Linked DNA regions of Homo sapiens: regions 2 and 3 are each linked to region 1. Evidence: chromatin contacts called from ENCODE Hi-C or POLR2A ChIA-PET data. All regions are on one chromosome and are shown on one strand. Each heading gives the region's core, a stretch centred on a gene start or an enhancer-like site at or near the end of the contact. The rest is flanking DNA. Distances are from core to core; before and after follow the strand shown.

What was found. Hi-C counts contacts between places; a loop is a spot of excess contacts on that map. ChIA-PET counts read pairs that join two places held with the same protein, here RNA polymerase II (POLR2A). Pooled maps may share reads with other maps.
Region 2: a pooled map shows a loop between it and region 1 (3-fold over the local background). The contact joins two enhancer-like sites. A Hi-C loop is called at or near these places in 1 of 168 maps with a recorded cell type or tissue (naive thymus-derived CD4-positive, alpha-beta T cell) and 2 of 50 pooled maps. POLR2A ChIA-PET finds 5 or more read pairs at or near these places in 2 of 52 experiments (CD4-positive, alpha-beta T cell and Caco-2).
Region 3: a loop to region 1 is called in a map with no recorded cell type, with 6 times the contacts of the local background. The contact joins two enhancer-like sites. A Hi-C loop is called at or near these places in 4 of 37 single-sample maps with no recorded cell type and 4 of 50 pooled maps. POLR2A ChIA-PET finds 5 or more read pairs at or near these places in 3 of 52 experiments (GM12878 and activated T-cell).

The regions. Positions count from the first base shown.
Region 1 is chr3:58,194,349-58,199,256 of GRCh38, reverse strand. DNASE1L3 (deoxyribonuclease 1L3) reads left to right here. Exons shown (of 8, transcript NM_004944.4): 6 at 1,279-1,436. Among named protein-coding and RNA genes, the nearest start is that of DNASE1L3, 14 kb to the left of the region's middle. RefSeq lists an enhancer at 2,508-2,687. Within about 2 kb of position 2,601, at least 3 of the 41 ENCODE cell types and tissues checked have a DNase peak (open chromatin) inside an H3K27ac peak, as active enhancers do; they include GM12878, where a contact is called at or near this core.
Region 2 is chr3:57,981,737-57,986,644 of GRCh38, reverse strand. LOC105377104 (a long non-coding RNA gene) reads right to left here. Exons shown (of 4, transcript XR_940874.3): 3 at 2,175-2,300; 4 at 17-1,390. Among named protein-coding and RNA genes, the nearest start is that of FLNB, 24 kb to the left of the region's middle. Within about 2 kb of position 2,709, at least 19 of the 41 ENCODE cell types and tissues checked have a DNase peak (open chromatin) inside an H3K27ac peak, as active enhancers do.
Region 3 is chr3:58,033,091-58,037,998 of GRCh38, reverse strand. The region is part of intron 1 of FLNB (filamin B); the gene reads right to left. Among named protein-coding and RNA genes, the nearest start is that of FLNB, 27 kb to the right of the region's middle. RefSeq lists an enhancer at 2,632-3,131. Within about 2 kb of position 2,863, at least 6 of the 41 ENCODE cell types and tissues checked have a DNase peak (open chromatin) inside an H3K27ac peak, as active enhancers do; they include GM12878, where a contact is called at or near this core.

The DNA of each region.
Region 1 (4,908 bases), core at 1,352-3,851:
TGTAAATTTAAAAACACCTAGTGCTAGGCCTGGCACATAGTGAATGTTCAGCAAATCATGTCTATATTAGCAGAAGCTGGTGATCACTGAGGTTAAGGATGACACTCTGTCCTCAACTGAACCCATCAATCATGGGGAAAATTGTGATCACCAAGGTCAAAATAAAATGTTCTTGAAGAAAACTCTGAAGTCAGCAATGCCCCACCAAACAATAGCACAAACAAGGAAATCTGGCACTTCCTCTGGATTGTGGAATGTTGAAAATTCTGTTCCAAGAGCCTTGCAGGGAAAAATATTTCCAAGATAGGAAGTTTCTCTTGGTGGCCTTGGGTGGGGGTGGACAGCTCACTCAATGGTCCCCTCCCCTGAAGATGCCTCCCACCTCCTCAAGGGACTGAATTTTCACAGAAATAAGTTTCCAACTTCAAAACAATAGGAGAGAAAGAGTGATGCCAGGGTTGTCAATACACCACCCAAATTCACTTTTCCTGCTTGAAAGCAAAAGGCGTTGATTCATTCGTATATTTACACCCTACAGTAGTTTGAGCCAGGGACAAAAGATGTGAGGGAATAGATTCACTGAAATTTTTTTTATCCACACCTGACTCTGCATGCTGAATTATGGAAATGTGGCGACTAAGAACAGCAAACATTCTCCTTCCTGTTAAGAACATCCTCCCTGGTACGCACTCGCCTGTCATCGACTCATCAAAACTGTGACTCAATTTTAAACAACAAAAAGAAATTTTTAAAGACCTTATATTCATTTGCTAGAGCTGCCATAACAAAGTACCATACTGAAGACTGGGAAGTTTAAACAATAGAAAGTGAGTTCGTCACCGTTCTGGAGGCTGGAGTCCCAGAACAAGGTGTGCCAGCAGGGCTGGTGTCTTTTGGGGGCCTCTCTCCTTGGTTTGTAGACGGCCATCTTCTTCCAGTGTCTTTACATGGTCTTTGCTCCACTTTTCTGTGTCCTAATTTCCCCTTTTTACAAGAACGCCAGTCATATTGGATTAGAGCCCATCCATATGACCTCATTTTACCTTAATTCCCTCTTGAAAGGTTCTATCTCCAAATACAGTCGCATTCTAAGGTGCTGGGGGTTAGAACTTCAACATAGGAATTTGGCCGGGGCGGGAGCAGGGGGTAGACAAGATTCAGCCCATAACAGACCCTGTTGTTTACTGGGCCTGGGACGCAGAGTCTTTGCTAGAGTCCAGTGTGAAAGCATTCTGCAGCAGCACCCACCAGGTGACAGTTCCAAATCTTGTCTTTTAGAATTTCATTTTCATGGGTGACTTCAATGCCGGCTGCAGCTACGTCCCCAAGAAGGCCTGGAAGAACATCCGCTTGAGGACTGACCCCAGGTTTGTTTGGCTGATCGGGGACCAAGAGGACACCACGGTGAAGAAGAGCACCAACTGTGCATATGACAGGTAGGAGGCCCTGCAGGGTGCTGCTGGCTCACCACAGTGCTTGGTGTGCACTAGGAAAGACGCAAGGTGGCTGGGCACTGTGGCTCACGCCAGTAGTCCTAGCACTTTGGGAGGCCTCGATGGATGGATCGCTTGAGTACAGGAGTTTGAGACCAGCCTGGGCAACATGATGAAACCCCGTCTCTACAAAAAATACAAAAATTAGCCAGGCATGGTGGCACACACCTATACTCCCAGCTACTCAGGAGGCTGAGGTGGGAGGATCGCTTGAGCCCAGAAGGTGGAGGCTGCAGTGAGCCAGGATCGCACCACTGCACTCCAGCCTGGGTAACAGAGTGAGACTTTGTCTCAAAAATAAAAAATAAAAATAAAAATAAGAAAAGCACACTGCTTGCAGAGCTGAGTCAATTAAATGTCAGGCCCCTCTACTGGGTACCACATGTAGCGTATGAACCACAGGACCCTATGCGGTGGCCCTGGGCACTGTAGCTTAGCAGAGGTAAGCACTGGCTTCGCTATCAGATAGGCCTGGATTTAAATCCTGACATTATCACTTCATATGTCTGTGACCAAGAGACAAGCTCTCTGTGTCTTTCATTTCCTCCCCTGTAAAATGGAAGTTATCCTAGTGCCTCACTCATGAAGATCCGATGTGGAGTAAATGAAATAACATGTCAGGCTGCTAGCACAATGCCTGGCATACGGCAAGTGCTCATTACATTCATGGGCTGATCATTGTTCCATCACAAAGACTTACCGCAATTGATGCGCCCAATCCCCATCATTAGGCATTGGGTTATTACCAAGGGTTTGCTGTTATAAATACTGCTAAAATCAATATCCTCTGTGCATTTTGTGCAAGTATTTATGATTTCCTCAGGAAGCAACCCTAAAAATGAGACCAATTAGTGCAACGGTATTTATATTTTTAAAGCTTTAGCTACATATTCCTAAATGCAATGCATACATTTAAGTCCTAGCATTCCCTCGTGCTTTTTAAAGTCCCTTCAGGGATTTTCAAACAGCTTTCATCTTTGCTCCTTCAATGGGGACAGAGGGGGGAGTGCCTGAGGCGTGTGAATGTTAGTGATCTTCCATCACAGAGACCACAGGTGGGGAAACCCCTAGGAGCCTGGTCCCAGGTGGTGGCCACAGTTCCCAGAGCTCAGCCTGCCACGAGGAAGTGTGAGATGGCCATCTGCATGAGAGCCACCAGGCCACTCGTTTTCACTTCCTCTCGGAGTTTTTTTTTTTTTTTTTTTTTTTTTTAGACAGAGTCTCGCTCTGTTGCCCAGGCTGGAGTGCAGTGGTGCGATCTCGGCTCACTGCAAGCTCCGCCTCCCGGGTTCACGCCATTCTCCTGCCTCAGCCTCCCGAGTAGCTGGGACTACAGGCGCCCGCCACCACGCCTGGCTAATTTTTTTTTTTTTTTGTATTTTTAGTAGAGACAGGGTTTCACCATGTTACCCAGGATGGTCTTGATTTCTTGACCTCGTGATCCGCCCGCCTCGGCCTCCCAAAGTGCTGGGATTACAGGCGTGAGCCACCATGCCCGGCCTGTTCCTCTTGGAGCTTTTGAGGCTGGTGTTTCCTTTGCAGAAGTTATCACTCTGCAAAGTGGGAACCCAAGGCGGGGAGTTACAGGGGTCTAAGTGCCCAGACCCCCTATTTTGAAGGACTTCCAGCAAAGCCTGGACGATGGCCACTCACTCAGTTACACATGGCAGTTGTGTGCCCGTGGGTAGGTCAAGTCCCTTCTCCAGCGCCATTCTTCTCCCCTGGCAAATGAGTGGGAAGTGATTGAAAATGATACAGAAGAATCAGAAGGCAACATGGCCACAGTAGATCAGGTCAGGGGTAGAACAGGTTAGAAAAAGATGTTTACTAAAAGGATCCTGATTTTATACACATGTATCCCAAAGGATGGTGGGATTACATGTGACATTTTAAAGATTCATTTCTTATTTTGATGCTCTGAATTTTGTTTCTCATAACAACATGTATAACTCTTGTGCCTCTTTTTTTTCTTTTTTTTGAGACAGAGTCCTGCTCTGTCGCCCAGGCTGGAGTGCAGTGGCAGGATCTTGGCTCACTGCAACCTCCGCCTCCCGGGTTCAAGCGATTTTCCTGCCTCAGCCTCCCAAGTAGCTGGGATTACAGGCATACACAAACATGCCCCGCTTTTTTTTTTTTTTTTTTTTTTTTTTGTAATTTTAGTAGAGATGGGGTTTCGCCATGTTGGCCAGGCTGGTCTTGAACTCGTGACCTCAGGTGATCCGCCTGCTTTGGCCTCCCAAAGTGCTTGGATTACAGGTGTGAGCCACCATGCCCGGCCTCTTGTGGCTTTTAAAAAGTCATAGGCCAGTTGTGGTGGCATATGCTGTAATCCCAGCTACTTGGGAGGCTGAGGCAGGAGGATCACTTGAGCCCAGGAGTTCAAGGCTTTAGAGCAACATGATCACATGCCTGTGAATAGCCACGGCACTCCAGCCTGGACAACATAGTGAGACCTGTCTCAATACAATAAAATAAAAAGTAAAATTAAATAAAATAAACGGAGAAAATGAAAAGCCATAAAAATGATGTTTTAAAAATGTAATTAGACAAGATGGTCTCAGTTCCAGTCTTTGTTCCATGTTCACATATTTATCAAACACCTCTCATGTGCTGAGTGCTGGGGGAACATGCAAAGATGCCCAGGATCTGGCTGGTGCCCTGGACTGAAAACGTCACATGAACACTGGCCTGGTCCTGCACATCCCTAGAAGAAGTCAGAAATGGAAGAGCCTTTAACATGTCATTCTTTGCTTTCTGAGTCTTAAAGAAAGCTTTCACAAATGTCTAACTTGATGCGAAGAATTTACATTTGGGTTGAATTAAAAGCCGTAGCCCGGGCCGGGCGTGGTGGCTCACACCTGTAATCCCAGCACTTTGGGAGGCTGCGGCCGGTGGATCACGAGGTCAGGAGATCGAGACCATCCTGGCTAACACAGTGAAACCCCGTCTCTACTAAAAAATACAAAAAAAATTAGCCAGGCGTGGTGCCGGGCACCTGTAGTCCCAGCTACTCGGGAGGCTGAGGCAGGAGAATGGCATGAACCCAGGAGGCAGAGCTTGCAGTGAGCCGAGATTGCGCCACTGCACTCTAGCCTGGGTGACACAGAGAGACTCCGTCTCAAAAAAAGAAAAAAAAAAGCCGTAGCCCTGGAGCGGTGGCTTACACCGGTAATCCCAGCACTTTGGGAGGTTGAGGTGGGCGGATCACCTAAGGTCACGAGTTCAAGACCAGCCTGGCCAACAGGGATAAACCCCGTCTCTACTAAAAATACAAAAATTAGCCAGGCGTGGTGGCACACACCTATAATTCCAGCTACTTGGGAGGCTGAGGCAGGAGAATCGCTTCAACCCGGAAGGTGGAGGTTGCAGTGAGCTGAGATGGCGCACTGCACTCCAACCTGGGTGACAGAGCATG
Region 2 (4,908 bases), core at 1,460-3,959, 210 kb after region 1:
AAACAAAAACAGAGTATCCAAATATGACAGGGCAAGAAAGCCAGGAAAAAAAACGCCAACACCAGATGGAAAATGGCTAAGGAGGAGGAAGCAGTGGTTTGGAAGCAAGGATAGAGTTGAGTTCTGTTTGGTGGGCCCTGGGTTTGAAGACAGATAACTTCGGCTCTCTGGCCTCAGTGTCTTCATCTGTAAAATGGGACTAATAAAGGCCCTTATTTCCTGGGCTGTTGCTTTGGACTCTAGCAGCCAGCCTCTTTCCCATCTCCCCTCTCCAAGTGGAGCTGAGACCTCGCTGTTTGGGGAAATTTGGGTCAGAGAGAAGAAAACAGGGATTTGGCCTCCTGGGCCAGGTGCACAGTACCTCCGCCTTCTCTTGAAGGAACCTAGACTTCGATGCCAAGCCCTGCAAGCAGGGAGGACGAAGAAGGCATCTTCCCAAGTCAAATGAAGAATCCCCTGCAAGTCCCTATGGTCCTACAGGAAGGCGAGACACTTACCACACAATCATCCCAAAATTTACTGGGCTCAGGACAGTGCCAGAGCCCTGAATGCTCACTCAGTCACTCAATCAACATGTGTTCATTGAGTCCCTGTCTATCAGTCAGGACTCTCCTGGTTGTGAGTGGCAGAAACCCAGATAAAACTCCTAAAGCAAAAAGGGGTAGTGATTGGTTCCTGGAACCAGACAGTCCAAGGGGTGGTTCAGGCAAGTCTGGATCTAGGGCCTTGGTGACGTCATCAAGAGCTGCCCTGCTCCATCCTGGTCTCCACCTTCCTTCCTGTTGGCTTCCTTCTCAGGCAGGCTGTCCCCTCGTGGTGACAAAAATGCCCGCCATCTTCTCCAGGCCGAGCTCCTCGAGAATCCCAACAAGATCCCAACAGGGAGAGAGCACCTCTTTCCCAGAACTTCCAGCCAAAGTCCAGGGCTGATGTGAGTTGGTTCTGGTGACCATGGCTGATCCCCCAGTCAAGGAGACTTGGGCCTCTCATTGGCCAGCCCCAGATCCCAGCCTCACTCCACCACGAGGGCTGTGGCCAGCCACCTAGCTGCTGACATGGGGAGGCCATAAATGACAGATTTACTGAGCCCTTGTAAATTACTCTGTGCCAGACATTGTTCCAAGAGCCAAAGATACATATAAACCTCACAAAATCCTGTTATCTCATCAGGCAGGTGAGGTGAGATCGAGTTACTTGGTCCAAATCACACAGCTGGGAGATAGCAAGGCTGGGCCTCAAACCCAAGCACTCAGGATGCCTGTTGCTTAGTGATGTTCTCTGCCAGGCATCAGCTCCACAAGGCTGGCTTCCTCATTGCTGTTGTCTGGAATCATGCTGCACCTGACCAGGCTGTGGGGACTGGCTCCGTGGTTGTGTTAATTTGCTGTGGCTACTTTAATAAAAAAAATTACCACAAATTTCATGACATAAAAGAACACAACTAGGCCAGGCGTGGTGGCTTCAACACCTATAATCCCATCACTTTGGGAGGCCAAGGCAGGTGGATCACTTGAGGCCAGGAGTTTGAGACCAGCCTGGCCAACATAGTGAAATACTAAAAAATAGAAAAATTAGCTGGGCATGGTGGTGTGCACCTGTAGTCCCAGCTACTCAGGAGGCTGAGGCACAAGAATCACTTGAACCCAGGAGGCGGAGGTTGCAGTAAGCTGAGATCACGCCACTGCACTCTAGCCTGGGTGACAGAGCAAGACTCTATCTTGACAAAAAAAAAAAAAAAAAAAAGGACACAACTGAGTCAGATGTGGAGGTGGCTTTACACCTGTAATCCCAGCACTTTAGGAGGCAAGGCAGAAGGATCCTTTGAGCTCAGGAGTTTGAGACCAGCCCTGGCACCATAGGGAGACCCCATCTATAAAAAAAAATTAGCCGGGTGTGGTGGTGTGCACCTGTGGTCCCAGCTATTCGAGAGGCTAAGGTGCGAGGATCACTTGAGCCTGGGAGGTAGTGGCTTCAGGGAGCCAAAATGGACCCACTCACTCCAGTCTGGGTGACAGAGCAAGACCCTGTCTCAAAACAAACAAACAAGAAAACACAACTGTATTCTCTTATCATTCTGGAGGCCAGAAGTCAGCAATCAGTTTCACTAGGCTAAAGTCAAGGCGTCAGCAGGGCTGGCTCCTTCTGGAGGCTCCAGGGGCTATCCTTGCCTTTACCTGCTTCCAAAAGCCACATACACCTCTTGGCTCATGGCCCTTGCTTCCATCTCCAAAGCCAGCAGGGTAGCATCTTCAAATCTCTTTCTCTCTGGTCTTCTGCTTTGTCATCCTATCTTCTTTTGTCTGAAAGACAGACAGGAGGAGGAGATCCTCTTACAGAGCCTGCTGTGATTACATGGGGCCCATCTGGATAATCCAGGATACTCTCCTCATCTCAAGGGCCCTAACTGAATCACATCTGTGAAGTCTCTTTTTTGCCATGTAAGGTCACATTTACAGGTTACAGGGATTAGGACTTGGATACCTTGAGGGGCCAATATTTTGCTTACCACAGTGGCAGAGTATGTGGGCTCTGAGCCTGGAGATGGCTCTTGAATCTGGGTAGCTCAGCCTCTAAATTGCTGTGTCACCAAGTGATTTAACCTCCCTGTGCCCCAGAGTGCAGAGATCAAGAGGTGTGGGAGCCCAGCATTTTGAGGAAATGAAAGCAATTCAGGCTGATGGAGGATGGGTGGAGTGGAAGAGGCCTTTGGCCTCAAGCCCATGCTCTGAGTCAGTTTCCACGTCTGTACAACGGAAATGATAACGGTCTCTTCTTCATAGTGCTGGCTGTCATAGGATTAAATGAGTTAAGACTTGTGAAATGCTGAGCACGATGCTTAGCACAGAGACGGTGCTCAATAAATGTTGGCAACTTGATATTGTCTTAGTTTGGGTTTCCTCAAAAGCAGACCCAAGTCCAGGATTCACATAGGAGTTATTCATTTGGGAAATGATTCCAAGAAGTGCTGGCAAGGGAGGTGGGAGGTGAGGCTGGAAAGACAGGAAGCCCACAAAAGGTGCATTCATGAGTGGGCTGCTCCTGCGAGCAGCTGGAGCTCCATCCTGCAGGGGAACCTAAGGGCCAGGTAGAGTGTACCCTCCAAGGCATCTGAAGGGCTGGGGCCTGCATTTACCAGTAGTCATTGGTTGAGGGCTTACTGAGGAGGGGCTGTTAACTCACCACCCTCCGGCCGACCATGTGTGCAAGCACAGCCAGCTCCTGTGATCAGAAAAAGTCACGGCTGCATGGCCAGATGTGGTGGCTCAGGCCTGTAATCCCAGCATTTTGGGAGGCCAAGATGGGTGGATCTCTTGAGGCCAGGAGTTTGAGACCAGCCTGGGCAACATGGTGAAACCCCCTCTCTACGAAAAATACAAAAATGAGCTGGGTGTGGTGGCGTGCTCCTGTAGTCCCAGCTACTTGGGGTGCTGAGGCAGGAGGATCGCTTGAGCCTTGGAGGTCGAGGATACAGTGAGCCATGTTCCTGCCACTGCATTCCAGCCTGGGTGACAAAGCAAGACCCTGTCTCGAGAAAGAAAGAAAAGAGAGAGAGAGAGCGAGAAAGAAAGAGAGGAGAGAAGAAAGAAAGAAGGAAGGAAGGAAGGAAAGAGAAAAAAATCAAAGAAAAGGAAAGGAAAGAAAAAAGAAAAGAAAAGAAAAAAGTCATGGCTGCTGGCGGCTAAGGTGAGTGGTGTAGGCTGAAGGGGCATGGTGGGGGGCATTGAGTGTGCTGCATACATCACACAGGACCATCCCCACCCAGGAGCCTTGATCGTTGGGACCAGGATCTGGTGACTATAAATAAAGGGACATGCGCAGAAGAGTCTGGCTCCTTCTGTCTTGGAAATGGGGCCTGAGCCTTCTGAACAGTTGGGAGAGGTTTTAAACCAGTTTCATTTCCTTTTTCCAAGATGTAGCTGTTGTCTAGGGCAGGCCGAAGTGGGGGTGTTAACAGATTTAACAGAGTCCCACTGGTCCTGGTGAGGTTTTCATGGCAGGTGGCTGGGAGGCCGGCTCTGTAGTCCAGCACCTCAGGGCCTGAGAGGAAAATGGTGTCTGTGGACAAATGCTGGGAACACCAGTCACATCTCTGCTTTGTCCAGGGAAGCAGAGGGGCCATGAAGGGCCATGGAGGGCAAGTGATGAAGGGCAGGAAGGAAGACGACCTTTTAAAAGAACACAGGCGGCTGGGCGCAGTAGCTCACGCCTATAATCCCAACACTTTGGGAGGTCGAGGCAGGCGGATCACGAGGTCAAGAGATTGCGACCATCTTGGCCAACATGGTGAAACCCCGTCTCTACTAAAAAAAAAAAAAAAAAAGTGGCCGGGCACGGTGGCTCACCCCTGTAATCCCAGCACTTTGGGAGGCCGAGATGAGCTGATCACGAGGTTAGGAGATCAAGACCATCCTGGCTAACACGGTGAAACCTCGTCTCTACTAAAAATACAAAAAAAAAAAAAATTAGCTGGGTGTAGCGGCGGGCACCTGTAGTCCCAGTTACTTGGGAGGCTGAGGCAGGAGAATGGTGTGAACCCGGGAGGCGGAGCTTGCAGTGAGCCGAGATCACACCACTGCACTCCAGCCTGGCAACAGAGTGAGACTCCATCTCAAAAAATAATAATAAATAAAAATAAATAAATAAATAAAAGAACACAGGCCAAGAGACTGTAGTCCTGGGTGGAGAGCAGGGCTGTTGTGGCTTTCTGAGATATTTTGGGCATGAATAATGCTCGGACTGTAGGGTGGACACAAAAAGGGAAGTGGGGAGAGGTCCTCAGAGACAGGGAAAGGTCAGCTACCCTGCACAGCCAAAACCTGAAGAGGCCTTACCCACGTCTCCCTGCAGCAGAGAGGCAAAGGTCGCTTCTGGTTCAGGAAACCTGCAGGGGCCCCGGGCCCACGGGAA
Region 3 (4,908 bases), core at 1,614-4,113, 160 kb after region 1:
GCTCAAAGTCTTCAAAAAACTTTTCAAGAATTTAGTAACACGTTGTTTTCATTGATTTTATTTATTTTTTAATTTTTTCTTATGCTATCTCCTCTAACTTATTTTTTCAAAGCCTAGTTACCTGTTCTTTCTGGCAAGTGATCGTGGTTTTCATTTAAGATCATGTTCTCTAGTTTCCTTTTACGAGTAAAGTAGTATAAAGATGAGTAGATATGAAGAAAAAAAACATTCACAAAATAATACTGGCACCTGGAGTAGGCAGAAACCATGCCAGTGATCTAAAAAAGCCAGAGGGCAGAGAGGCTGGTCTGGTGGAGGGCCAGGGTCATAAACAGAATCATGGCCATTTTACAAGGATTCTAATTTGTGTGCACAGTGCTGTGGGAATGCAAGGGAAAAAATGAATAATTCTACCTGGGGGCTTTCGAGAGGACTTCACGAGGGAAATCATCTGAATTGGTTCCTGAACTACAAGAAAAAAAATGAGTGGTCAAGAGGAGGCAGCGGGAGGCAAGGGTGAAGGAACCTCCCCATTCATTACAAGGGGCTTTAGCTGGCTGATATGAAGGTTGAAGCCAATGCTAGCAGCCCACTGAGGACAACTTGCATTGCAGGCTAAAATGACTCTGATGTCGGCCAGGCGTGGTGGCTTACGCCTATAATCCTAGCACTTTGGGAGGCCAAAGCGAGCGGATGGCCTGAGGTCAGGAGTTCCAGACAAGCCTGGCCAACATGGCGAAACCCCGTCTCTACTAAAAATACAAAAATCTGCTGGGTGTGGTGGTGCACTCCTGTAATCCCAGCTACCTGAGAGGCTGAGGCAGGAGAATTGCTTGAACTCTGGAGACGGAGGTTGCAGTGAGCTGAGATGGTGCCACTGCACTCCAGCCAGGGTGATAGAGCGAGACTGTCTCAAAAAAAAAAAAAAAAAAAAAAAAAAGACTCTAATGTCAAGTCTGGGCCCAGTGGGAAAGAACATCATATCAACTGACCAGCAATGTTTGTCATGAAGAGAAGAAAGTATAGCCGGGGTGCTATTTGATGACCCTGATTCTGGCTCAGTCTTCAACGTTTACAGGTGAGAAACTGAAACTGCCTTTGCAAAAATTATAGACAGTGAAAGAGGTCAGACCTAACCGACTCCATCTTGCTTCTAACCTTTAGGCTGTCCTTGTTCATTCCTGGGCATAGGCCAAACTAACCTTGGGAATGAATTTAGTTTATGGTTTCACTCTGAAAAAAAACTGCTAATAGCCCTTTCCCAAAAAGACCCTCTTCTTGCCTTGGGAGCAGTCTGCCTTTGTAGGACTAACAAATTAGCTACAAGATTAGAAATTAAGGTTTAGGGGTCAGAAACTGCAAGAGTCTGAACCTCCACAAATTGCTTCTGGAGATAACATCACTACTGTAAAACTTAACATCAGTGCTTGAGATAGTTTGCAGACCCTGCACTCCATGGATCAGCTGACACCTCCCAGAGCGGTAATCTGGCTCAACCAGTTCTGCCATCCCACCCAGGAACAGAAGACAGCAAGAAAACGTCACTTCGACCCCCTGTGACTCCATCTCCAACTTGACCAATCAGCACTCCCCACTTCCTGAGCCCCTACCTGCCGAATTATCTTTAAAAACTCTGATCCCAAATGCTCGGGAGACTGATTTCAGTAACAATAAAATTCTAGCCTCCCACACAGCTGGCTCTGGGTGACTTACTCTTTCTCCATTGCAATTCCTCTGTCTTGATAAATCAGCTCCGTCTAGGCAGCAGGCAAGGTGAACTCGTTAGGTGGTTACAAAACTGGGGTCCAAAGCCCCAGAGCTGACGAAGAGCACAGTCAGAATAAAGAAACAGGTATCCTGAGTCCACGTCCTTCTCATTCTGTGCTCTAGGGTCCTCTTTCATCTGAATCAGCAGCATTTACAGCCATGGAGTCATTATAAAGAAAAGCAAATCTGTCCTAAGTCTTGAGTCAATTAATTAAGGAGTTTAAATGTATGGGTCCAAAACAATTAAGCTTTGTGGAATAAGAGCCCGGGTGAGCTCACCAGTGAGAGAAGGATGGTCTCATTTGAAAGTACATCTCTGTAGAAAGTTAATTCCAATAAAAATCTTTCCCATGCTGCCGCCCCAGGCCGAGAATGTTGTACTGAGCCAAACTTCACACGTAGCTGACTGATCCATCCAGCAAAGAGTGGTCTCCTTTAGCTAAGGCCGTGATCAAGAGGCATTCTGTCCAACTAGGAATTCTCAAAACTTCCACTTTCCTCCTAGCAGAACCTTCCAATCTGGAATCACACTCACAATGACTGAGGCTGCTGGCTTGTCCGAAGTCCAAGCCCTATAACCACGGATCTTTTTTTAGTTTTTAATTGGGGAGAGTCACTGTGGTTGAGCTACATTTTCCTCTCCTTCAACATGGACCCTGGAAGGCAATCAAACCCCTTATTTCTCACACATTCATTATTTCTTTCAACTCTTCCTCTTAAAAAAGTTGGGGGTGGGGTACATGTTGCGTTCCCTAAACCACCATTCTGCCCCCTCTTCAGATGGAAATCCCTCAAGTCTACAGACTGAGGCTCACAAATGAAGTTACCTGATATTTTAAGAGGCATGGAAATTACACCACTTAAATTTGAAGTCAGATTTTATTTCATATCCAAGTCTAAGTAACAGCTTTTAATTACATAGACAGCTTAAAAGAAACCTCAAGCACTCTGCAATTTACGTGTATTTTGGGTTTGGTTTTGTTTTTGTTTTCCTGTTTGATCTGCCTGTGAGGTGAAGAGGTAATCTCACTTCACAGATGTGGACAAGGGGATTACCCTAAGTCACACAGCCTGTGACACCAGGGTTTCATCAAACAAAGGGGCTTTCTAAAGAATAAATGGCAACCTAGTGACACAGGAAGCCACGTGAAACACCTCCTTGAGGTCCACTCCACCAATCCTCTGCAATGTCCCCAATTTCAGGTAGAACATGTGATCTAGGACAAGCCAGTCCCAAGAGTCATTCCCAAGAGTCAAACACCCTTGCCAGTGGTGGGCTGAGATGTGAGCAGGTGACATAGGCTGGTCCAATCACAGTGAACCTCAGGGCTTTCCTGGGACTGCTGGGATCAGGGCCCGCCTTCTTCCTCTGGGAGGTGTGGGGTGTGGCTGCGGGCCTGGGACTGCTACACCCACCCGTCTGTGGAGAGACAACAGAATCAGAGAAGCAGAGCCAAGGCTCTCTGATGCCCTGGAGACTTCCAGGTCCAACTGCCTGCCTACCCCTTGACTTTTCAGTTACGAGAGCCAATGAGCTCCCTTTTTGGATAAACCAGGATTAGGTAGGTTTCCCATGACTTGGAACCATATACATCCTAATGGATACATTTATATTCAAAGTCTTTCTCTACTGCTTCCTGGCTGTGCCACAAGTTACTAAACCTCTCAGTGCCTCGGTTTCCTCATTTGTAAAATGGTGGAGTGTTAGAATGAAGTGCGATACTTGGTGTAAAAACCAACTGAGAACAGTCTCTGGCCTGTAGCAGGGATTCGCTTACCACTGCACTCCAGCCTGGGCGACTAGGGCGAAACTCTCAAAAAAAAAAAAAAATTGTCTTTAAAAAACAGAACCTTTTTGTGGCTAGGATGTGCAAGAACTGGAGCTCTCAAACACTGCTCGTGGAAATGTAAAACAATACAACCACTTTGGGAAACAGTTTGGCAGTTTCTTGAACAGTTAAACGTACACCTATGATGTATGATCCTAACATTCCACTCAGAAAAATAGAAATATACATCCATACAAAGAGTAGTAAAAGATGTTCATGATAGCTTTATTTAGAAACCACCCGGCCAGGCGTGGTGGCTCACACCTATAATCCCTGCACTTTGGGAGGCAGAGGTGAGCGGATCGCCTAAGGTCAGGAGTTCGAGACCAGCATGACCAACATGGTGAAACCCCGTCTCTACTAAAAATACAAAAATTAGCCAGGTGTGGTGGCAAATGCCTGTAATCCCAGCTACTCAGAAGGCTGAGGCAGGAGAATTGCTTGAACCCGGGAGGTGGAGGTTGCAGTGAGCCAAGATCACACCACTGCACTCCAGCCTGTTCAACAGAGTGAGACTCCGTCTCAAAAATAAATAAATAAATAAGAAACCACCCAAATGTTATCAACAGAAGGATGTATAAACAAAATGTAGTATATCCATACAATGGACTACTACTCAGCAATAAAAAGGAATAGGACTATTGACACATGCAACAAGGATGAATTTCAGAATAACTATGCTAGAAGAAGCCAGACAAAAAGAGTACATACTGGCAGGGCGTAGTGGCTCATGCCTGTGATCCTAGCACTTTGGGAGGCCAAGGCGGGTGATCACCTGAGGTCAGGAGTTCGGGACCAGCCTGGCCAACATGGTGAATCCCCATCTTTACTAAAAATACAAAAATTAGCTAGGCATGATAGCATGTGCCTGTAATCCCTGCTACTCGGGAAGCTAGGGCAGGAGAATCACTTAAATCTGGGGAGATGGAGGTTGTAGTGAGCCGAGGTCGCACCACTGCACTCCAGCCTGGGTAACAGAGTGAGACTCTTGTCTCAAAAAAAAACAAAACAGCATACTATATGATTCCATTTATATAAAAGGCTAAAAGATGAAAACTGACTGATAATGACAGAAAGCAGATCAGTGAATGCTTGAGCATGGGTGTGGAAGACATGGAGAGATAAAAGGCAAGAATTACAAAGAGGCACAAGGAAACTTCTGGGGCTGGATAGGGAGGTTCGCTGTCTTGATTATGGTGATGGTTTCCTGATGTGTGAGTGTACATGTGTACACAGGAGTGTGTGTATAAGCTAATCAAAATGTGTTCTTCATTGTATAACAATTATACCTCAATATTTTTTGGGTTTTCTT